Regions from separate parts of the Homo sapiens genome. Here region 2 is linked to region 1. The links are chromatin loops, found by intact Hi-C in ENCODE. Cell type or tissue: Panc1. All regions are shown on one strand.

Region 1 (8,000 bases):
TTGAACCTAACCCACTGCCTGGTGCTCAGCCTACCCATTCAGAGCCAACTCATTAAACTACAGAAAACCAATACCCAATGTAAGCCATTGAGTTTTGAGTGGTTTGTTATGTAGTGCCAGGGCAGTAATAGCTAGCTAATATAATCACCATCCATTTAGTATTCCAAGCCAGAAACCCGGGCATCATAGCTGTTGAGTTTTGTTTATAAGAAAAATCATGCTATGATTTTAAAAAATACATTATTATTATAAAGAATGTATGTAATAAAGAGAATTTTAAAAAGAAAAACAAGCATAAGATGCCAATTTCCTACTGCACAAGAAACAACTATCTTCAACATTAGGTGAGCATCATTGTAGACATACATTTTCTTTTCTATAAGCTTTTTAATTTTATAATAGTATTAAATATACAGAAAAATTACAAAAATAATACTGAGAATTCCTTTATACCCCTCATCCTGTCTCCTCTATGTTAATATCTTAGATTATCATGGTACGTTTATCAAAACAAAGAAACCAATATTGACACATTACTAGTAATGACACTGAACAACTTATTCAACTTATCACTATTTTCCTCTAAGATTCCAGAATCCCATGCTGGATACCATATTGCATTTAGTCATCACGTATCCTTAGCCTACTCTGGTCTGTGACAATTTCTCAGACTTTCCTGATTTTTTTTTTTAATTTAACCATTTTGAGGATTACTGATCAAGTATTTTGTAGACTGTTCTTCAATTGGGATTGGCTGATCTTTTCCTCAAGGGTAGACTAGGGTAATGGGTTTTGCAGAGGAAGAATACATGAGCAAAGTGTTGTCAACACAGTAGATCCAGGTGCAAGCTATCAACATGACTGACCATTGATGATGTTAACCTTCACCATCAAACCAAGTTTGTGTTTGCCACAATTCTCCACTGTGAAGTTATTCCTTCAATTTCCATACTCTACTTTTTAAAACGGATATCTATGTTTACATACTTTTTGTCAAAATAATACATGCATATCAATTTGAAAGAAATAGAATTTCAAAGCTTTAGAAAACATTCAGTGGTTAAGCTCTATCATTCTCATCACAGAAGCAACTACTTTTGATGATTCTCCATTCCCACCCCAAGAGCTAGTTAATCACAAACCTATTTTCTGTCTCTACAGATTTTTCTTTTCTGAAAATTTCATATAAGTGGGATCTAATAATATGTGATCATTTGATCTGGCTTCTTTTGCTCAGTATAATGCTTTTATAATTTTATCCATATTATGACATATGTTCATTTTTTTATTGTTGACTAATATTTCACTCAATGGATATACCAATTTTTGTTTATTCATTTATAAGTTAATGAACATTTGAATGGTTTCTATATTTAGGCTCCTGTGAATGCTTCTATGAACTTTGAGATGTAAGTCTTTCTGTGGAAATAACTTTCACTTCTCTTGGGTAGGTATTTAGGAGAGAAACTATTAGGTCACATAGTAAGTTCATGTTTAAGTTTTTAAGAAGCTGCCAAACTATTTTCTGACTGCCTGTATCATTTTACATTTCCATCAGCAATATATGAAGTTTCTCCATTTCCCTACCAACTTTTGTTATTTTTGTCTGTCTTTTATGTTTATAGTTATTCAAATGCGAATGAACTGGTATCTTACTATAGTTTTAAAGGGTACTTACCTAATAATTAATGATGTTGAATGTCTTTACATGTGCTGATGAGTCTTTTTATTCTTTTTTGTAAATTGTCTATTTAATTTTTTTGTTTAAGTTTTTATTGAGCTTGTTGTCATCTATTTGGTTCTTTACATATTCTGGATGTAAATGCCTTATCAGAAACATATTGCAAATATTTTCTTCCAGTCTGTGGATTATCTTTTCATTCTGTCAGCTATTTCTTTAGAAGTACCCAAGATTCTAATTTTGATGACCAATTTGACTATAGTTTATTTATTTTAATGGATTGTGGTCTCAATGTTATATTTAAGAAATTATTGACTAGCCAAGGTCAAAAAGATTTTCTCCTGCATTTTCTTCTAAAAGTTTTACAGTTTTAGCTCTTACATTTAGATCTTTGATCCATATTGAGTCAATTTGTGTGCATAGTTTGAGATAAAGGCCTAAATTTATCCTTTCTGCATGTTGGATATTCAATAGTCCTAAAATTAGTTGTGGAAAAGACTGTCCTTTCTCATTGAATTGGCCTGGCAAATTTTTTGAAGAAAAAGTTGACACAATTAGAAGGCTTTACTTCTGGACTCTCAGTTCCATTACCTTATTTATAGGCCTATCTTTATGTCAGTACCACACTATTTTGATTTCTATAGCTCCATAGTAATTTTATTTGTTTGTTTGTTTATTTATTTATTGAGACAGGGTTTCGCTCTGTCCCTGGGCTGGAGTGCAGTGATGTGATCTAGGCTCACTGCAACCTCTGTCTGCCAGGCTCAAGCCATCCTCCCACCTCAGCCTCCTGAGTGGCTGAGACCACAGACATGTGCCACCATACTTGGCTAATTTTTGTATTTTTTGTAGAGATGGGGTTTTGCCATATTGCCCAGGTTGGTCTTGAACTCCTGAGCTTAAGTAATTCACCTGCCTAGGCCTCCCAAATTGCTGGGATTACAGGTGCGAACTGCTATGCCTGGCCTACAGTAATTTTAAAATCAGAAAGCTCTTTTTGTTTAATTAACGAAACTTCTTTTAAGACAACGATAAGCTTTAAACATTTTCTTTTTTATATTATCTCTCTCCTCCAGTTTTTGTTTTGTTTTGTTTTGTTTTCCCAGTACTTTTCTTTCACAAAAGAAGCCTTCTTCAACTGTTAATTCTTGCTTATCTTCTCACGTTTAAAGACGGAGATTTTAAAAACTGTTTGAAGCTCTGAACGCATAGGTAAGACTGGTATACTTTGAGCTTCATTGCAGGATGATGTTTCAACTATAGTCACTGTTTGAGCATAAGTCAGGGAATAATTTATAAAATATTTGGCAACATTAAAATAATATGTCTTCTTTACTGGGAGAAATCTGCCACTGATTTTCTAAGCGAAGAAGCAGAAAGCACATGGGAAAAAATGATGTCACTGCCATCTTGACACGTTTGAAATCACAAATTATAGAAAAGTTGTATTCCTGATCGAAGAATCACTAGTATTACAGGAGTTATTAAGAAATTATTTTAGGCAGCAAGAGAGGGGAAAAGAGTCCTTGGTAAGGCTTTTTCTTTTAATAAAAAAGCAAGCCCCAAAACATTTCTTTTCTAACAGAAAGTGGCCTGAAAAACCAGACCTGCAAGCATTGATATGCAAATGCTGGTGGCTAGAAGCCAGGTCCAACCAATATGGTGGTTCCCGTGACTTTTTCTTTGTTGCCACGTATGCAGAACATCATGGTGACCAGCCAGGTAGCCATATGTGCATATTTAAAGGCTAGGGTGGGAGAGCTGGCTTTTTTGCAGGCTATGTGAATGACACACCTGGTCAAACCAATCCCCTGGCTCCTATGCAAACCAAACACCACGTCGTCCAGCCTCCCAATATAACCGACTGCTTTCTGCTACATGTGGGGTTTTCCATTTGGAGCCCTCCTCCCTCTGTATGAGGGAGCTGTTTTCTTCTTTCTTGCCTATTAAACATTCCACTCCTTAAACCACTCCACGTGTATCCGTGTCGCTAATTTTCTCCGTGCGAGAACAAGGACCTTGGGTGTTTCTCCAGACAACAGACCCATATCATTTTTGGTGCGTTGGCTGGGAAACCAAGGTACAATATCCATTGGGGTTGGTGAGCAGAAGAGCAAACTCAAAACCTGTCCTTTCATTCCGAGGCTCTTGGCTTCCATTTTAAAATCAAATCAAATCAATAACAGCATCTGTCAACCATCTAGATATGCTTAGTGTGGCTGCCATTCTTAAAGACTCGCATGTCAGCCTTGCTGGGGAGAACATGAAGACCCCCCTCCCTCCAATACCCTGGGTCATTGGGAATGTTGGCCGTGCTTCAAACCAGCTTTTCTGTTCATGGGGAAAATTAGCCATTGCATAAGGCGGGGAAAAGTTCTGAAGCAACTGAGAATTTCTGGCCAGGGCATTTCCTAGTGTTATTCAAAAGCTTCTGGACCGGACTCAGCCTCCAGCAGCCTGCCCAGGTGTTGGTAAAAGATCCCCAGTTATCCTGTCGCAAAACTTTTTTTCTGTTTCTATCCACGGTCGCTATGCCTCTTATTCTCTTTGTGTGTCGAATGTGTGGGAATTTTTACAGCCTAGGGAAGTAATCCTGTTAGGCAAGATCAGGAAATGCTGTAATAACCGGGGCTATAGCTCAGGAAAATGCTGTTGCAATCTTCTAGGAACAGAGGTCTCTGAAACCCCGGTTGTGAGATGAGTCCCTACTATGCTGCTGGTGGCACATAGTATTCCTAAGCCAACAGCGCCACCTAGTGGAAATAGACACCCTCTTCATAAGACGCATTGCTTGTCCGCTACAGTCCACCGCAGCTTCCTAATTTTTCCTTTTTGCCCCTTCCTACTGGAAACCAGGCTTTATGCTGCTTCTGTGAACAGGAAAATTCTGCCTTCAACAATTAGGAGTAAATTGTCCTCTGCAGCCAAATTTGAGTCCTGATCCTGTCCCATCAACAGGAAAGTCACGATTAGGCCCCCACATCCCTTTAAGGAAACTATTCTGTCTCCAATAAGACAGTCCTTAATTAGTAAGGGGATTTTAAGTCTGAAAGTTAACCAGAACCATTTTTCTAAGGGTTAAGGCTTTAACACGGGCCATAGTAGCAGGCAATCTAGCACATTCCCTCCATTAAAGGACACTTGCCTTTTATATAATCTTTCCCAAGGTCAATTTTTTTTAAGGGAGGCACACAGGTCACACAAGTCTAGGAAGTCAAAGGGAAATCACAGGCAGAGGACTAGAGCTACTTGAATGAGCATGACTAGCCCCAGTTGCTTGGTTTCTTTGGTGCCATGGCTTGGAGGGTCACACATACAACCATGGGCAGCACATTTAACAGGGTGCTGGGACCCAGGAACCAAGGAAGGAAAACAGTTGGGGGGACGCTCCCACTGTCTTCTTCTCCACTCTGGGTTATACAGAGAGAGGAAGGAGACAAAAGAGACACCTTTTTCTCACTTCTCTTTCTAGATGGGTAACAGATCATGTTCAGCATGTACTCCCCTGGAGTATATTCTAAAGCACTGGGACTGCTTCAACCCTGAGACTTTGTAGAAAGAGCACCTCATATTCTATGGCATAAGGGCATGGCCTTCTTACCATCTTTAAGACAGACAAACCTGGCCTGCTGGGGGGAGCCTTCATTTTAATACTGTCCAACAATTAGATATTTTCTGCAGATGGAAGGACAAATGGTCTGAGATACCCAATGTACAGGCTTTCTTTGCCCTGCGAGACGACCCAGACCTTTACAAGCTTTGTACAATTGACCCAGTTCTTTTAGCAGCATGACAGGCAAGCCCACAAGGAATAGTCCCCCAGAGCTAAAGCAGATTCCAGAGGAGCAATCTGAGACAGCTATTGAATGTCTCAACTCAGTTCCCCTCATCCAGAAGCCCCTCCAATCATACCATCAGGTCCTCCAGGTCCACCATCTCCAGTATTACCCACTTTCCCCACTTCATTCTTATCTCTGCAGGAAGTGCCTGATGAAAATCGTGCCATGAGGGTTCACGTTCCCTTCTCATTACAGGACCTTAAGCAATTAAAGGGAGACTTAAGCAGATTTTCTGATGACCCCAATAAATATATAGAAATTTTCCAAAATTTAACTCAGGTGTTTGACCTCACATGGAGGGATGTTATGTTGCTCCTAAGTCAGGCCTCACTGAAGCTGAAAAGCAAGCAGTTCTGCAGGCAGCAGAAAAATATGAAGATGAACAACATCTCCTATGGCAGACCAAAGAGAAAAAAAGGAGATAGGGAAGGTGAAGAAGTAATGGAAACTCCATTCCCACTAGGAAGAGAAGCAGTTCAAGTAGACAACCCTGATTGGAACCTCAATAACTCAGCAGATAAATGGAAAAGAAAGCACTTTTAAATGTGCATATTAGAGGGCCTACGATAAACCAGGGCTAAACCTCTTAATTACTCTAAACTGTCCATGATAGACCAAAAACCAGATGAGAAACCCACAGCCTTTATGGAAAGGTGGAGAGAGGCACTAATAAGACATGCCTCTTTATCCTCTGATTCAGTCAAGGGACAGCTCATCCTGAAGGAGAAGTTTATTACACAGGCAGCTTCCAACATTAGAAGGAAACTGCAGAAGTAAGCTATAGGACCAGATAGCACCCTAAAGAACCTCCTGAGAATAGCCACTTCAGCCTTTTACAATAGGGATCAGGAGGAGGCCCAAGAAAAGGAGAGGAAACACAAGAGAAGGACAGAGCCTCTATTAGCAGCCTTGCAAGCTTGCAAAGTCCAGGATCTCCAAGGTGCATCTACCAGCTGTTATTAATGTGGAAAGTCAGGGCATTTTAAGAAGGAATGCCCAGGCAGAAAGAACAAGCCACCTCAACCCTGTCCAGCCCATGGCAGAGACCACTGGAGATCAAACTGCCCCTGGAAACAGAGCTCACTGGGTTCAGGACCTGTCTTGCAGATGGTCCAGCAGGACTGATGGGTCCCGGGGCTCAATCCCCCAGCTTCAGCTGGGGCTCAGACTGCCATTACCACACAGGAGCCCTGGCTGATTCTGGAAATTGAAGGAAGGAAGGTAGATCCCTTAGGGATACTGGAATCAGCCTCTCTCTTCTCTGTAATCCAGGCCTCCCCTCTTCCCATAGCAAGACTGTGAGGGGTGTCTCAGGAAAAACTCTAACCTGATATTTTTCTCAATCTGTTAGCTGAAGATGGGGGCCTATTATTTACAAATGGCTTTTTAATCATGCCTGAAAGTCTCACTCTTTTATTGGGTAGAGATATTCTTGTTCACACAGGGGCAAGCATCCTTATAGCCCCAGGACAAACTCTTTGTCCCCTCCTGATGGAAGCTAATATTAATCCAGAAATGTGGGCAACTCAAGGAAGAATAGGTCAAGCTATAACTGCTAGACCAGTCCAGATCCATCTTAAGAATCCTACTTCTTTTCCTAATCAGAGGCAGTATCCCCTAAGGCCAGAGGCTAGGAAAGGGTTAGAAGTTATTATTAATAACCTAAAGATGCAGGGCCTCCTCAAACCCTATAGTAGCCCCTGAAACACCCCAATATTAGGAGTGCAGAAAGCCAATGGGGAATGGAGACTAGTTCAGGACTAGTTCCGCCTCATTAAAGAAGCTGTAGTTCCAATCCACCCAGTGGTATTTAATCCCTATACCCCGTTAATTCACATATCTGAGGGAACTAAATGGTTTACAGTTCTAGATTTAAAGGATGCCTTTTTCTGCATACGGTTACATTCTGACTCTCAATACCTCTTTGCCTTCGAAGATCCCTCTGGCCAAACTGCCCAATTAACATGGACAGTGCTTCCTCAGGAATGTGTTTGAACAGGCACTGTCAAAAGACCTCTCTGAGTTTTCGCATCCTCAAGTTAGGGTCTTGCAGGATGTTGTTGTTACTCTGCTCTGTGCCCCAACTGAGGAAGCTTCTCAGGAAGGCACTGAAGCTCTCCTTAACTTCTTAGTAATAGAGGATATAAGGTTTCAAAACCCAGGGCCCAGCTTTGTCAAGCCTCAGCGAAGCACCTAGGTTTAGTGCTGTCTGAGGGGATTGGAACATTAGGGGAAGAAAGGATTAAGCCTATTTCCTCCTTCCTCCTCTCCAAAACCCTCAAGCAACTAAGAGGATTTTTGGGCATTACAGGATTTTGCAGACTATGGATACCTGGGTATGGTGAAATAACCCATTTATTATATAATCTCATAAAAGTAACTAAGGGAACTAAAACTCATCTTTTAACCTTGGAACCTGAAGCTCAAAAGGCCTTTGACCAGCTAAAGCAAGCCTTGCTTAAGGCATCAGCTCTCAACCT
Region 2 (8,000 bases), 420 kb before region 1:
TAGTAAAGTCTATATAATAGGAGATTATATATAATGATGAATAAAAACATGTGCAAATTGTTATGTGTATTCACTTGGTGATGTAGGTGCACATGGATTCACAGACAAAAATGTAAAGTTGGGAAAGGTCTTTGAACCCATTGATTTTGTCTTGTGTTTAATAGGTGGGGAAACTGAGACCCAGAGAAACGATAGACATTGAGAGAGTTTTACTGTATGTTCCTGTTGTCATATAAATATATGTGCGTGTATATATATGTGTGTGTGTGTGTACATATATGTATGTGTATATATATGTGTGTGTGTGTGTATATATATATATATATATGTATGTGTGTATATACATATATATTTGAGACAGGCTCTTACTGTGTTGCCCAGGCTGGAGTTCAGAGGTGTGGTCATAGCTCACTGCAGCTTCAAACTCCTGGGCTCAAGCAGTCCTCCTGCCTGGGCTTCCCAGAGTTCTGGGATTACGGGTGTGAGCCACCGCAGCCTGGCCTACCTGTTGTTAAATTTGTATCATGTTTAGTGAAAGTTTTAGGTTAATATAGACCTAAGCATGTAACATTTCTGTTGAAGCATATTGGATTCTTTTTTTTTTTTTTTTGAGATGGAGTCTCTCTCTTGTTGCCCAGGCTGCAGTGCGGTGGCACAATCTCAGCTCACCAAAACCTCTGCCTCCTGGGTTCAAGCAATTCTTCTGCCTCAGCCTCCTTAGTAGCTGGGATTACAGGCATGCACCACCACGGCCGGCTCATTTTTGTACTTTTAGTAGAGACGGGGTTTTGCCATGTTGGCCAGGCTGGTCTCGATTTCCTGACCTCAGGTGATCTGCCTGCCTAGGCCTCCCATAGTGTTGGGATTACAGGCGTGAGCCACCGTGCTCGGCTTGGATTCTTTGTATGTGGACTGTTAGAAAGTATTCCCTTAAGAAGTTATTTTAGGGACTTTTAAAAGAAAAATCAGGAACAATTCAATGTACTGATGTTTGTTTTCTCAGACCAGACAACTATATTTATATGCACTCATTAGCATAGGAGATTTTAGCTGTCCTCCCTCTATTATGTCCTTTTTAACATACGTGGATTTCATTCAGGTCTCCTCCCCTCCTTCATGCAGCCCATGGGGCTCAGAGGAAGCTGACCTCATTTGTCTCCAGGGATGGATCTTCTAAGACTCTAAGCCAATGAGTTTAATCTTAAGAGTCAGCCCATTCAAGAAAAGAGGTGTTTTAGTATTTTGACCAATGAGTTGAGAGAAATGGTTTGTCAGGGCTTTATAGGAAAGATCCTCCTTTCTCCTCTAGGATCTTTCTGGGAACCATTCTGTCTCCCTCCCACTGAATGTGAATGAGAACACTGTGAGTACAGATTTCTACTGCAAACATTCTAAAGACACAGAAAGAGCCAGCCTAAAGATGAAACAACAATGTGGATAGCAGAGCATGACGAGAAAAGAACATAGGCTTTTCTTGATATTTTTATGCTGCCAGATTAGCAACAAAACTACCAAAGGACTTCATTTTACATGAGACAGTAGGACTCTTTAATGTGTAAGTCAGTTTCAATGGGTGTTCTGTTGCTTGCCTAATATTCTAACAGAAACACTTGTGGGTAGATATTTTCCTGGAAGTACAAAATGGTTCCCTGGCAGGCAACAAAATGTAATATCAGCTGTAATATAAATTAAAACCCTTGCAAAACCCTCCAGAGAGGTCTGAACTATCCAAGTGCTTCAGAGTGTGGTTAGAGATTTTTAGAATAGTGACTCAAATATCACACCACAACTGCTAACAACCCCAAGGACCTGTTACTCTCTGAATGCTGAAGCTTTATGGACAACAACTCAGAGCCAGTACTTGGTGGAACTGCAGGATTTAGGTTTTTTAAAATTTTTATAGATTTAAGGGATACAGGTGCATTTTATTAAATGGATATATTGTGTAGTGGCAAAATCTGAACTTTCAGTGTTACCATCACCCAAATAGTGTAATTTCTGTTATATATAATAGAGAAATTATATGTCATTTCTCATTCCTCTTTCCCCTTCAACCCTCCAACCGTTTGGAGTCTCCAATGTCTATTCCACTTTGTATGTTCATGTGTACATGTAGTTTACCTCCAACTTATAAATAAGAACATGAAGTATTTAACTTGTTTCCTTAAGATTTAACTTGTTTCCCTTGCAGTTCCATCCACATTGCTGCAAAAGACAGGATTTCATTATTTTTTATGGCTGAGTAGTGGAATTGGAGGATTTTGTAAATTAGATGTAGACTGGGAGATGAGGACAAGGATGATGGAGAAGGAAGAGCTCTCGACACGCATCCTGATAATAAAGCTCCTTAATGTCTCTAAGTTTCTGAGAAAACTCATTTGTGTTTAGCTTGTAAACTTTATTTATTTATTGTGTTTGTCAACCGATATATCATAGTCGTACGTATTTTGGGGATACAAGTGATATTTTGATACATGTATCTAATATGTAATGAGCAAATCAGGGTAATGGAGACATTCATCATCTCAAACATTTATCTTTTTTTGTGTTGAGAACATTACAATTCTAGCTATTTTGAAATATACAATAAATTATTGTTAACTATAATTTCCCTACTGTACCATCAAATATTATCACTTATTCTTTCTATTTAGCTGTATTTTTATACCCATTAGCCAACTCCTCTTCATTCCCTACTCCCTTTCCTTCCCCCAGCCTCTGGTAATAACCCTGTCTACCTCCATGAGATCCACTTTTTTTAGCTCCCACATAGAAGTGAGAACATGTGATATTTATCTTTCTGTTCTTAGCTTATTTCACCTAGCGTAATGAGCTCCAGTTCTATCCATGTTGCTACAAATGACAGAATTTCATTCCTTTTTATGATTGAATAGTATTCCACCATGTATGTATACCACATTTTCTTTTTCTTTTTTCATTTGTTTATTTTTATTTTTTATTTTACTTTAAGTTCTGGGATGCATGTGCAGAATGTGCAGCTTTGTTACATAGGTATACATGTGCCATGGTGGTTTGCTGCACCTATCAACCCGTCATCTAGGTTTTAAGCTCCACATGCATTAGGTATTTGTCCTAATGCTCTCCCTCTCCTTGTCTCCCACCCCATGGCAAGCCCCAGTACGTACTGTTCCCCTCCCTGTGTCCATGTGTTCTCATTGTTCAACTCCCACTTATGAGTGAGAACATGTGGGTACACCACATTTTCTTTATCCATTCATCTGTTGATGGACACTTAGGGTCATTCTGTATTTTGGTTATCGTGAATAGTGCTGCAATAAATGTGAAAATGCAAATATATTTTTGATATACTGATTTTTTTTTTTCGAGACAGGGTCTCGCTCTGTTGCCCAGGCTGGAATGCAGTGGTGTGATCATGGCTCACTGTAACCTATGCCTCCCGGGCTCAATCAACCCTCCCACATCAGCCTCCTGAGTAAGTGGGACTACAGGCATGCACCACCATGCCTGGCTAATTTTTTGTATTTTTTGTAGAAATGGGATTTTGCCATATTGCCCAGGCTGGTCTTGAACTCCTGGACTTAAGTGACCCGCCCACCTTTGGCTCCCAAAGTGCTGGGATTACAGACATGAGCCACCGTGCCCATCCTTGATATATAGATTTTTAAAAAGTATATACCCATCAGTGAGAGTGTTGAATTACATAGTAGTTCTATTTGTAGTTTTTTGAGAAAACTTCATACTATTTTCCATAATGGCTGTACTACTTTATATTCCCAAGATTGTGAAATTGAATAATAATTATCATCATATTTAGTATTATGCACTTACTCTGTGCCAAATACTGTATAAATATTTGTGCTTTCAATTGTCTGAACTACCTTGATGTTATGCCTATTTGGTAGATGAGCAATCTAACGCTTAAAGAAATTAAGAAATATGGCAAAAATCCAAGTCATAGAAGACAGAAAAGGGAGCCACAGTTTCGATTCACGTCTTTTTGTTTTTGAAATTTTGGCTACTAGCCAATATACGTTATTATCTTAAAACCGTATTATTATTCTGCTCATTTATTCTTTTATTCAACTATACGATGAATATTCACAAAGTGCCAGGCGCTGTTCTAGGTTCAGTAGAATGTTGCTGGTCTTGAGATTACATTCTAGTAGAGGAGGATAGTCTCTAAAAAAAAATGTGAACCAAACATATATGAACAAACATATGTATTTATATACATATATGATGAATTTACAATGTGAGATATAATGACAAAAGCCAAAACTATTTTGGTGTGGTCTCCTTACAAAAATATTAACAGCCAGAGTGGCAAGCTGTACACCTAACAACGGGTGCATTTCGGCTATAGAACACTTTGACATGGTTGCAAGGATGAAGTCAGGGCTTTTTGTCAGATGTTGCAATCTTTAAGGCTTGCCAGTAGGTGGCATCCATGCCTTATAAACATTAGGAACACAGACCTGGTTGGCACAGCTTACAATGAGACTTAAGTTCTTTGATTTTATAATGTTAGAGCTTCCTATGGTATCTAATTATCTCTGTTGAATGGGTTGGGTATATGAAAGACGTAATCAGTACAATTTGAAATACAGGTAATGTGGCTGTGTAATTTTCAGTGACAATTTATACAACTTTTATTTTAAGGTAGTCCTAAAAGTATACCACATTTTGTTGAAGCCTATGGATTATATTTATATTCATGATGAACAATCGACTGAATGATGAAAATAGGCTTAGGGAAGTGCAGCATTCTGCTAAATTATGTGGTCAGAACACAGAGTTGAGACTCTAATAAAGGTTTTTGAAGAGGAAAATGTGATTGAAAAATAAAACCTATTCCTAGAAATTGATATGCCTTTTAATCAAGCTTGCAAAGTTGTTCTGCTATTCTGCACAAAATCTTTGTTATTTTAAAGGAAGGAGAACATTATAGTATGCTGGATTTAGAAAGAAAAGATACATATATTTCGAGCTCTGATTTAAGATCTTTTGAAAATATCCCTACCATGATCCTCCTCTTTAAAGTTAGGTTGTTGGGTTAAAACATGTCACTTTGTAGTGTAGGGCCGTTACTGTGTCTTTCAAGTCACATTGTTTTTTTGCAGTAAGGAATTGAGACTGAGTGTTGGACGAAACCTGAGGTTTTAAGGTGAACATAATTTTAAAGGGTATGTCTATGTCTTGCGTCATTTACTAAAGGTGAAGCTCCTGGGCCCTCAAACACTTTTTTTTTTTTTAACTTGCTAATACGTTTGCTAGTCCATTGCACTACTGCATTTGCTGAGAATATTATTTGCTTTCTGTCAGATTTACCTTCTGCATTGCAAAGTAACATCTTATTTTAAAAATCTCAGATCCCTTTTAGTTGCAGTGTTAAAAAGCTGTCAGCCAATAGATATTTACAAAAGACATTCCACTGGTGTCTGCAGCAACCAATGAACTTATGACTCTGTTGCTTTTAAGCTAAAGGCTTGAGAAGTCTAGTGCTTTCTGTTCTCCTACATCTAATTTGGGAGAAGCTGTATTTTGAAAAATTGTCAGAAATAAGTAAAGGAAATGCCAACTTCATTTGAGTTTGAACTGCTAGGCTAGCATTTTGCTATTAAATTACTCTGAAGTTAATGTGGATACATTTCTTATTTACTTTCTTTGTCTCTCTGGGTATGTGCCTATTAGGCCAGGTAAAAATAAAATGGCAGTCATCTTGAGTTAAATTTCATTTATGAAGTTAAAACCTTCCCTTTTTCTGTTTTCTTGGAGGAGAGTATTAGGAAATTTTCCATCGCCAAAGGATGCTAAACCTCTCAGATTCTTTCTAGGATGTTCAGCAACTCATTTCTCTATAGCTGATTCTTTCTTAAATTGGATTTAATCCAACTGTTCAGTGTGCTAAATTCTTTTAAGCAAAATCATGTCCAGTGTCTTCTACTTCTATCCTAACTATGCCACAGAGATAAAAAGAAGTCTAGAATTTTTACCTCATATATACTTTTTGTAGCCCAGCATTAGGTTTTCTTTTTCTGAGAAATCAAAGAAAAATGAGTAACAAATCAACTAACAATAACAACCTGTTTTTAGCTGAGAGGAGAAGAACTAAAATTCATAAATTTATCTATAAGCAAAACAAAATCTTTCTTTGATTTTGGTTTAATGGTGGTACTGAAGATTTTAACCTAATGATACTTTGGTAAGAAATCTTTTAGAGGATGAAAACTGTCAACTTAGAATTCTTTGCTTAAAAAAGAAACTATCATCAGAGTGAACAGGCAACCTACAGAATGGGAGAAAATTTTTGCAATTTACTTATCTGCAAAAAGTCTGATATCCAGAATTTACAAGGAACTTAAACAAATTTACTAGGAAAAAAAAAACAAACAAACAATGCCATCAAAAAGTGGGCAAAGGATATGAACAGACACTTCTCAAAAGAAGACATTTATGCAGCCAACAAACATATAAAAGAAAGCTCAACATCACTGATAATCAGAGAAATGCAAATCAAAACTACGAGGAGATACTATCTCATGCCAGGCAGAATGGCAATTATTAAAAAGTCAGGAAACAATAGATGAAGGAGAGGCTGTGGAGAAATAGGAACGCTTTTATACCGTTGGTGAGAATGTAAATTAGTTCAACCATTGTGGAAGACAGTGTGGCGATTCCTCAAGGATCTAGAACCAGAAATACCATTTGACTGACTAATCCCATTACTGGGTATATACTCAAAAGATTATAAATCATTCTACTATAAAGACACATGCGGCCAGGCGCCGTGGCTCACGCCTGTAATCCCAGCACTTTGGGAGGCCAAGGTGGGCGAATCATGAGGTCAGGAGATCGAGACCATCCTGGCTAACACGGTGAAACCCCGTCTCTACTAAAAATACAAAAAATTAGTCGGGCGCAGTGGTGGGAGCCTGTAGTCCCAGCTACTCAGGAGGCTGAGGCAGAAGAATGGCATGAACCCGGGAGGCGGAGCTTGCAGTGAGCCGAGATCGCACCACTGCAGTCCGGCCTGGGCGAAAGAGCGAGACTCCGTCTCAAAAGAAAAAAAAAAAAAAAAAAAAGACACAGTCACACGTATGTTATTGCAGCACTATTTACAATAGCAAAGACATGGAACCAACCCAAGTGCCCATCAATGATAGACTGGATAAAGAAAATGTGGTACATATACACCATGGAATGCTATGCTGTCATAACAAGGAATGAGATCATGTCCTTTACAGGGACATGGATGACGCTGGAAGCCATCATTCTCAGCAAACTAACACAGGAACAGAAAACCAAACACCGCCATGTTCTCACTTATAAGTGGGAGCTGAACAATGTGAACACATGGACACAGAGAGGGGAACAACACACACCAGGGCCTGTTGGGGGGTGGAGGGTGAGAGGTGAAGGGAGGGAACTAGAGGACAGGTCAATAGGTGCAGCAAACCACCATGGCACATGCATACCTATGTAACAAACCTGCACGTTCTGCACATACATCCCGTTTATTTATTTATTTATTTATTTTATTTATTTTTTTTTAGAAGAAAAAAAGAATTATTTGCTTAAGCCAATTCACTGCTGAGCACAGAGCTCGATCTGTAAGAGTCAGGGACAGAGTTCCTCCCAAAAGTCTGGGTCAGGTGCATAGTCATGCCATCTTGCCTTCATTTTAGGGACCAGGGACATCACTATATCTATTTCTTTGACTTTTTTTTCCTTTCACTTTGTGTTTTTGTTGGAGTACTGGTTGATAAGTTTCTCTACAATTCTGGTTAGTTCTGTCTTCATATAAGTCTGCAGGACATTTAAAAAAATAAATACGTCACTCTTCTCTGTAAACAAAATGGGTCAGGGTGGGGTTTTGGATAGAGGAGAATCTGAGAGATTAACAGTAAGTCACTTGCATAATATGGCATTTCAACAGAGTGACAGCTAGCAGGTGTAGTTCCTCCTCCCTGCTTTTACTAAGTGAATCTTTCTTGGAATGGTAAAGTGGAGAAAAAAAA

What was found. Hi-C counts contacts between places; a loop is a spot of excess contacts. Peaks named below come from ENCODE experiments on the same cell type or tissue, not always from the same donor. Only the 100,000 strongest peaks of a DNase experiment are listed, where the experiment ranks them.
Region 2: a loop joins it to region 1, with 9 times the contacts of the local background. A loop is called at or near these places in 36 of 110 quality-filtered maps.

What each region holds. Positions count from the first base shown.
Region 1 is chr3:176,510,858-176,518,857 of GRCh38, reverse strand. MIR7977 (microRNA 7977) reads right to left here and starts at 3,755; the gene lies at 3,707-3,755. In Panc1, CTCF peaks have their summits at 4,257 and 4,463 (motif pointing left); a DNase peak (open chromatin) is centred at 4,417; H3K27ac peaks cover 730 bases.
Region 2 is chr3:176,935,616-176,943,615 of GRCh38, reverse strand. No RefSeq gene overlaps it. Among named protein-coding and RNA genes, the nearest start is that of TBL1XR1-AS1, 98 kb to the left of the region's middle. In Panc1, CTCF peaks have their summits at 4,183 and 4,420 (motif pointing right); a DNase peak (open chromatin) is centred at 4,425.